Regions from separate parts of the Homo sapiens genome. Here region 1 is linked to region 2. A link is a contact called in ENCODE Hi-C or POLR2A ChIA-PET data. All regions are on one chromosome and are shown on one strand. The core of a region is the stretch at or near the end of the contact, and the rest is flanking DNA. Distances in the headings are between cores, read along the strand shown.

What was found. A loop is a pair of places that touch in the nucleus more often than their neighbours do. ChIA-PET counts read pairs that join two places held with the same protein, here RNA polymerase II (POLR2A). Pooled maps may share reads with other maps.
Region 1: a loop to region 2 is called in a pooled map, with 2.0 times the contacts of the local background. The contact joins two enhancer-like sites. A Hi-C loop is called at or near these places in 1 of 168 maps with a recorded cell type or tissue (IMR-90) and 1 of 50 pooled maps. POLR2A ChIA-PET finds 5 or more read pairs at or near these places in 1 of 52 experiments (MCF 10A).

What each region holds. Positions count from the first base shown.
Region 1 is chr2:66,887,065-66,890,846 of GRCh38, reverse strand. No RefSeq gene overlaps it. Among named protein-coding and RNA genes, the nearest start is that of LINC01799, 15 kb to the left of the region's middle. Within about 2 kb of position 1,971, at least 7 of the 41 ENCODE cell types and tissues checked have a DNase peak (open chromatin) inside an H3K27ac peak, as active enhancers do.
Region 2 is chr2:66,787,469-66,791,578 of GRCh38, reverse strand. No RefSeq gene overlaps it. Among named protein-coding and RNA genes, the nearest start is that of LINC01797, 86 kb to the right of the region's middle. Within about 2 kb of position 1,663, at least 3 of the 41 ENCODE cell types and tissues checked have a DNase peak (open chromatin) inside an H3K27ac peak, as active enhancers do.

The sequences.
Region 1 (3,782 bases), core at 722-3,221, 99 kb before region 2:
CTGCCCTTCCCACTTCCCATCCCATCCTCAAGCAGCCATTACTCTGCTTTCCTTTCCTTTAGATTAGCTTGAATTTTTTTTTACAGTTTCATATAAATGTACCAGTTTTTGATCAACAATTCTGATGGAAAAGCACATGGCTAAATATAAGCATGTTTTTTCTCAGTCTAGAGACCTAATCTGTTTCCCAGATTTTGAAGATGGCAAACTATTCTGCTATTGTTTGTTTTTTCATAACTTACAGGATTTTATCTGGATTAGCTACATATAGATAAGAAAGGAGTCCCTTGATGTTCACCCTTTCCATTGTATCCTTGATCAAAGAAAAATATTTTTACTTGTGGGTATGGATGGATGCCAAGCTGAGATTTAAACATATTACAGGATTGCTGGAACAGAGAAGTTACTTTAAAAGATCCCCATTTAATTCAAGATAGTTACTGGCTTCTAGACTCTCTATATGCATCTTAGGGAATAAAGAAAGAACACCCCCACACCCCCCCCCACAAAAACTTTGAAAAATTTCAAGTGTTCCAAGTATTAGGAGTTTTTATGTTACCATACATTTTTCTGTAATGATCTCAACTGATCTTACAAGGCAGTTTCAACTTAAATATACTATAAATGTTGATACTTTGTAAAGGGTATGAGCAGGGGCAGGATTACTAGATAAAATATAGGACGTCCAGCTAAATTTAATTTTTACATAAACAATACATAATATTTTAGTATAAATATGCTTCAAATATTGCATAGAATGTAGCAATGCTAAAAGAAAGGATTTTTGGGTTTTTTAACCTGAAATTCAAATTTAACAAGGTGTTCTGTATTTTCACTTGGTAAATCTGGCCATCTTCAGAGTGTGTGTGGTGGGGGTTGGGAGTCGTGATGAATTTGGGAGATATGGCTGGGCAGAGAGGAGAAAGAAGGAGGTCTGAGTGATGGCCGAGATTGGGATAGATGCCCTGTGTGGAACCTATTGAATGGATCCACTTACAAAACTAAAATAAACAGTTTCTAATTGTTACGGCCTAAAAGTAAAAAGTTGTTTATAACCTGTGAGTAGGATCACTTTATGTCAACTTTAAATGATTTTAGAAGCCTGATGTCTGGATCCGGAAGTTGCCCTCCTGGGAAACTCTTTGGACTTGGGTAGTTCTAGCCCTGTGGTTTTTCAGTTGAGTGTCTTATATACAAACTAACCCTTGGTTCAACTGATAAGAAGTTAAACATTTCAGTAAACATGGGATAAAATTTCCCAAGACATCCTTGGGAAAAGGTATTTTTTGGAGGAAAGATCATGTCTAAGGAGGCTTTTATATACATTACACCCTGGAAATTGAAAGACATCTAATTCCCAGAGGTTTCTAGCTCCAGATAACTTGCACAATGCTAAGTTACAAAACCCTATCTGTATGAATGTGACTCAAGCTCATAAAAGTTTCCATCCCATCCAACTGGGGAAGCAACTTCAGAAAGCCTCCTTATTAGCTGCCAAAAATCTTCACCACATACGACCCACCCCCACTTTCTGCTTCTTCCAGGTCATTCACCACTAATGACTGCTATTAATGACTAAGCTATGCCAAAGACAGTATAAGAGGGGGTGGGGGTGGGGGGGGGGGGTTGCAGAGGACAAAAGTAAGCTTTAGGAGTCCCTGTTCTCAAATACATTTCCTTTCCTACTCTTGGACACCATCCTGAATTCCTCCAAGCAGTGCTGTTTAGATGTTTGGATTAGACTCCCAGTTTGCCAACTGCGCATCTGTTTCTCCCCCCACTAAGGGAATCAAGTGCAGGTTGGAAACAGCTCATGGACTATGTAAGAAGACAGGCCCCTGCAAATCAAGGCAGAGCCAAAACCATTAAGTCATTAGGTCTTGTGTTCTCAGGTTTTATAGCGCTCTTATTCACCAGCCATGGTGGAAGCCTTTCTGACGTGCTTCTGACCGCTCAAAGATAAGGTCACATGGCACCTCAGGCCTGTGTAGTGAGCACACAAGGCTCTTTCTTCCTTCCACAGGCAGTGCTGCCTGCGTGATCTGGGCTTATGTAGGAAATGAACTAGATGTTGTGATTTGAGTAGTACTGGGAAATTCTCTCCTTCCTCCTTCCTTTGCCTCCACCCAGCCACCAACTTACCCAAATATTCCAAATATCTTTCAGGTGACTGATATCTGATCCCAAAGCCATCTTGAACTGTCAAGAGTGCAAGTGAAATTCATGTTGGGGGATGTTCACCATTAGTTTAACATGACTCTCCCAGATTAAATGAAAACTCATAGGTTAAGAAAATGGCGACTATAACTCTTAAAGCTGTTGGTGTTTCCTAGAGAATCATCCACTGCCACTTCTTTAATAATTTCAAAATGCCTTACATTTATAAAGTGATCAATAATTATTTGCTTATTTGACAAAAAGAGATATAAAAAGAATGCAATAAAACATGCACTGGTAACCTCTCATATAGGATGGAAGACACATAGGTACTTACTTATTTCCTGACCAAATAAATATCAAGTATGTTATTTGACCAAGTTTGCCCAAAAATCTCTTCCCATTAATGTCTTGCCCTAACTCTCTTAGTGTTTCTGATATCTTTCATGTTCCTCTTAAAGTTTAAACAAACATCTCTGATTGTGTCAGCACCCACATGGGCAAAATAATTTCAAAATTATGTTTTAAAAAAATCTCAAAATTATTATTATTATTATTATTTGAGACAGAGTTTTCGCTCTTGTTGCCCAGGCTGGAGTGCAGTGGTGCGATCTCGGTTCACTGCAATGTCAGCCTCCCGGGTTCAAGCACTTCTCCTGCCTCAGCCTCCCAAGTAGCTGAGATTACAGGCACATACCACCATGCCTGGCTAATTTTTTTGTATTCAAGATTATTTTTTAAAAAACAATTTCAAATTCCTATTTGAGAAACAGAATAAGTTACAGCACACTTAAGGAAAAAACAACAGTAAAGTAGTGGGAGAAGTGGATCTGGAGAGCAGTCTTAGCCCTGCTGCTGCTGCTGCTGCTGCTACTGTTGGTGGTCGTGTAACGTATTGTCTAAACCAGACACTTGTGAGCGTGAAAGGAAGGTGCGAAGGCAAATTAAGCTGCAGCGACAGGAACTCAACAAACGAGGGTGCGAACTCACCCTCCAAGTCAGTTTCTCTCAGAAACTCAGTTTCATGGTCTATGAAATTCAGAGTAAGACAAAATGCAGTTCCTTCAACTCCAAAGCCTTTAGCTGAGAGCCAATTCTCATTTCTTCTTCCTAACTTCACATCTATTTTAAAATAGAAATGCATACTTTGTTTATTCATGTCTCCTCTCACGTCTCTGTTCAATGAACATTTCCGGCCACACAAAATCATTCTGGAGATCAATTTCAGGAAATTCAGTCTTCCTAATAGTCTTAAAGACAGCCACAGCTTTCAGCACTCTGTCAGAAATGCTGTTACTCAAAGGGATGTGTGGACCACTATATCTACTCACTCTTCCTTGGATATAATTTTCCTTTTAATTAGAGCAGGAAAAGAGTGATGGACAATGATGGGAAGACCAATGCAGAATACTTACTCTTCATAGCTGAACCCATTTTCTCCAACTGCCCCATTTTCATTCACAGATCTCCTTTTGCCACACGGCTGCATTATACAGCTTCATTCTGAAATGGCCAATAGATTACACATGCCCCTTCTTCCTGGCTAACAAGAATAACAATTTATTACTGATTCATGTATTATTTCAATTGATCCTCATAGCCATTCTTGAGAGATCTGTATTTGA
Region 2 (4,110 bases), core at 414-2,913:
CCTCTCTGCCTGCAGACCAACTTCCCTCTGCATTCAGTGTCACCTTCTCAAGAACCATAAGTACCTGACATGCATTTCTAGCTTTTCGATTTTGCTCATCTTGCTGGAGGTACTTTTTCTAGATTCATCTGCTCCCTACCTTTAAAGATTCCATGGAAGTCCTACAAAATCCCATAGCACACTGAACATTTTCTTCCCAAAACCTTCATAGCCTAGTGCCTAAACTCCATCTATGAACTTTACTATGTCCAGGCTTTTAGTGCAGACTTCTTACCTCTCTTCCTAGATCTGGATCTGGTCTCTTGGGAGATGAGCATTGCCAGGACAGAGAGAGGGCAGAGAGTGTGGATGGTCTACAAGGACACATAATGTGAATTACTTGGGGGTTTTCCTGCTTCCCTCTCATCCTCATATCCTGCAACCATGTAAGGGAATCAGAACATTGTTCCAGAACTGTGACCTAAGTGTTGACATCTGGCTGACCTGTCTTTCCAGCCTGCAGCTCTGCAAGCCTGGAGCATTTCAAGAAAATTAAGCTCAAGCTCTCTGCAAATGTGCTCTCTGTTTCCTCTTTCCTTTTCTCACCTCCTGTTCCCACCCGCATGTCCCTTTACCCTATTCCAATTGAGATTGGAACCAGTTTACACAGAGGATTTTTCTTATGTCTTAAAGCAATTCAAAAGCAAATAAAATAAACACTGTCATTCTCCCTCATAATAAATACATTCTTCTTATTTCTTTTAGTAAGAAAAAACAAGTTTCACACTTTAGATTTGTTTAGCTGGATAGAATCCAAAGACAGAGCTCTAAGTCAGAGGACAGAGTTTAAATGATGACTTGTCTGTTTATAGATGAGTAATTGGACTTGCTGCACTGGAGCTGTGGGATGGTGACTTGCAGGTCTGATATTTATTTACATAATTCACTGAATGTAACAGATTTTGAAATATAGCTTATAAATATTTAGAAAATATTGTTTCTAAGTACCTGCAGCATCTTTACAGTGTATCAGGCTATTTATTTTGAAACGCTATCTCTTTTTATTGAGAGGTAAGGTAGATAGCTGAGCAGAGATGCATGCAGAGTAGAATATAATTAATATTGTGGGGGAGAAGGAAAACGAAATGGCTATTAGATGGCGAACAATCAGTCCTCCCTCACAGAAAAGGCCTTTTTATGCAGATGAGGATGTTGCTCCTAGATATGCATTTGAGCTTTCTACATTTAGTTGCCTTGATTTTATCATGTTTTAGTAGAAAAGGAATCTGTACAGGATCAGGAGGTCCTTCAGGGCAAAACAATAAAGGCTTGGTGATAGATTTCAAAAGTGGCCACAAACTCTCCCATTGCCCAGATTCATTTTCTTAAAATCAGACTTTGCTGCTCCATCCTTTTAAAGGTGAAATCTATTTCTCTATCACTTGAATCTAGGCTGCCATTATGGCATGCTCCAGCCAATAGATTGCATCAGAAGTTCATTGTACCTGTTTCGAACATATGCCTCAAAAAGCTTTCCACTTTCTGCTCTAACTCTGAAATACTGAGCATGTGCAATGTGGAGCTTGGTCTGGCTTGCTACATGATGAGAGACACATGGCTTAGTCAGCCCCATCACCACAGGTGACAGTCAGCCAACTCTGGAAGCAGAGCCACCTAGCTGACTCAAACCTGACGACAGACGCATGAGTGAGCCTAGCCAAGGTGAAAAGAACCACCCAGCTTAAATCCCAGCCAAAACTGCAGACCTACAGAGTCATAAGCTGAGTAAATATTGTTGCTTTGAGCCACTAAGTTTCGGGCAGTCATTTCAGCGGCAAAAGCTTAACTGGCACAGGTTTACAATGGCTCTGGGCATGCAACCACCCAGAATAGCACTTATGGGTCATAACCAATGTCCATTGCCTCCATTGTGGCCATTAAGTAATCTTGCATCTATGTGAAACAAGCAAGTCATTTATTTAACCAAAGTCTATTGGGCATCTAGTCTAATTCAGGTACTGTTTGTTCAAGGTTGCTGGGGACACAGATCAAGTTTCTGCCCTCCTTGAGCTTATATTCTAGTGATGAATAAAGACAATAACAAACGAGCAAGTGAATATATAATATAATGCAAGCTAGCAAAAGTGCTATAAAAATAAAAATAAAGCTAGTAAGGTGAGTAGAGAGTAATGGGGGAGGCTATATTTGATAGGGTAGTTGTAGAAGCCTTGCCAAAAAAAAAGATATGAGCAGAAAATAAAGTGCAGAAATGAGCCATATAGAAATCTAGACAAAGAATACTTACTGTTTCCTGGGGCATTTTAAATTAAAATTATACTCAAATGACTCCCTCAGTCCAGGATTCCCTTTGTACCTCTTTAAAAAGGTATCATAATCTGGTCTAGTACTCATACCTATGTCATGATCAAATTTCATATTTTAAATTTAGTGATGAGGTCGCATGCTGGGGGGTTAAAACATTTTCTAATGTTGATTTGTTAATGGTAGGCAAAATCATATTTCCATAATTATATAAATGTATTCCTCTCATGAAACATAAGTTATTTCTCCAGTAATCTTTCATTCAGTTTTTAAAAATATATGTAATTAACTCTCTTATCCTTAGCAAACTAACACAGGAACAGAAAATCAAATACCGCATACTGTCACTTAGAAATGGGAGCTAAGTGATGAGAACACATGGACACATAGAAGGGAACAACACACACTGGGACCTTTTGGAGGGTGGAGTTTGCGGGGAGGGAGAGGATCAGGAAAAATAACTCATGGGTCCTAGGCTTAATGCCTGAGTGATGAAATAATCTGTACAACAAATCCCCATTACATAAGCTTACCTATGTAACAAACCCGCACTTGTATCCCTGAACTTAAAAGTTTAAAAATATATAAAATAAATTTTTAAAAAACTGTCTTCCTTTAACTCCTCAGAACTACCTCTAAGGTAAGGCAGGGGTTTTTGTGGTGGCTGTTGATGTTTTTGTTTTTTTGCTTATTTTAATAAAAGTATTATGTAAGTGAGATGTTGTATAATGATGTATGTTTGCACCCATATGTTTATTGCAACACTATTTACAATAGCAAAGACTTGGAACCAATCCAAATGCCCATCAATGATAGACTGGATAAAAAAAACTGTGGCACATATACACCAAGCAATACTATGCAACCATAAAAAAGAATGAGTTCATGTCCTTTGCAGGGACATAGATGAAGCTAGAAGCCACCGCATGTTCTCATTCATGAGTGGGAGTTGAAAAATGAGAACACATGGAAACAGGGAGGGGAACATCACACACTGCGGCCTGTCGGGGGTGGTAGGGTAAGGGGAGGGAGAGCATTAGGACAAATACGTAACGCATGCAGGGCTTAAAACCTAGATGATGGGTTGATAGGTGCAGCAAACCACCATGGCACCTGTATACCTATGTAACAAACCTGCACATTCTCCACATGTATCCCAGAACTCAAACTAAAATAAATTTTTAAAAAGATGTATGTTGTCCATGGTGAGGAATAAATCAAGCAAGACATAGAGATAAAACTTTACAGCTCTTGTTCTGTGTTCGATTATTAAACAGCAATATTGAACCATTTATTTGCAGAATTCTAAAGACATCTAGCAAAAAAAAAAGCAAGTATGTTAACTTTCAATAGGGATGAATACACCCATTTAAAAATTGATACAAATCACCCTCCACAAGGGAACTAAATCTGAACAGGAATTCACAGAATGGTTTAATAGAAGGTGAGGTTTAGGCATACAGCAATGTGGCAAAGACTGCTGACAGTTCACTAAAACCAATTTTTTTTTTTAATTTTCTGGGCATTGAGCTAGACTCTATTTTCCAGCCTACCTTTCATTTATGTGTGGTCATGTGACTAGGTTCTAGCTAATAGAATGTGAGCAAAAGTGTTCCGTGCCATAGCAAGCTGTGGTCCATAAAATGACGACAAGAAATCATCTGTTCTCCTTCCTTTCATTTGGCCAAATATTGGTACTACAAGTAACCCTGTAAGTCTGTATTAAAAATAGCACAACCTCCATCAGTCTGGGTCCTTGAAAAGCTGCAGGGAGCAAAGCTTCTGTTTGCCCATAAAATTAGAAAATAA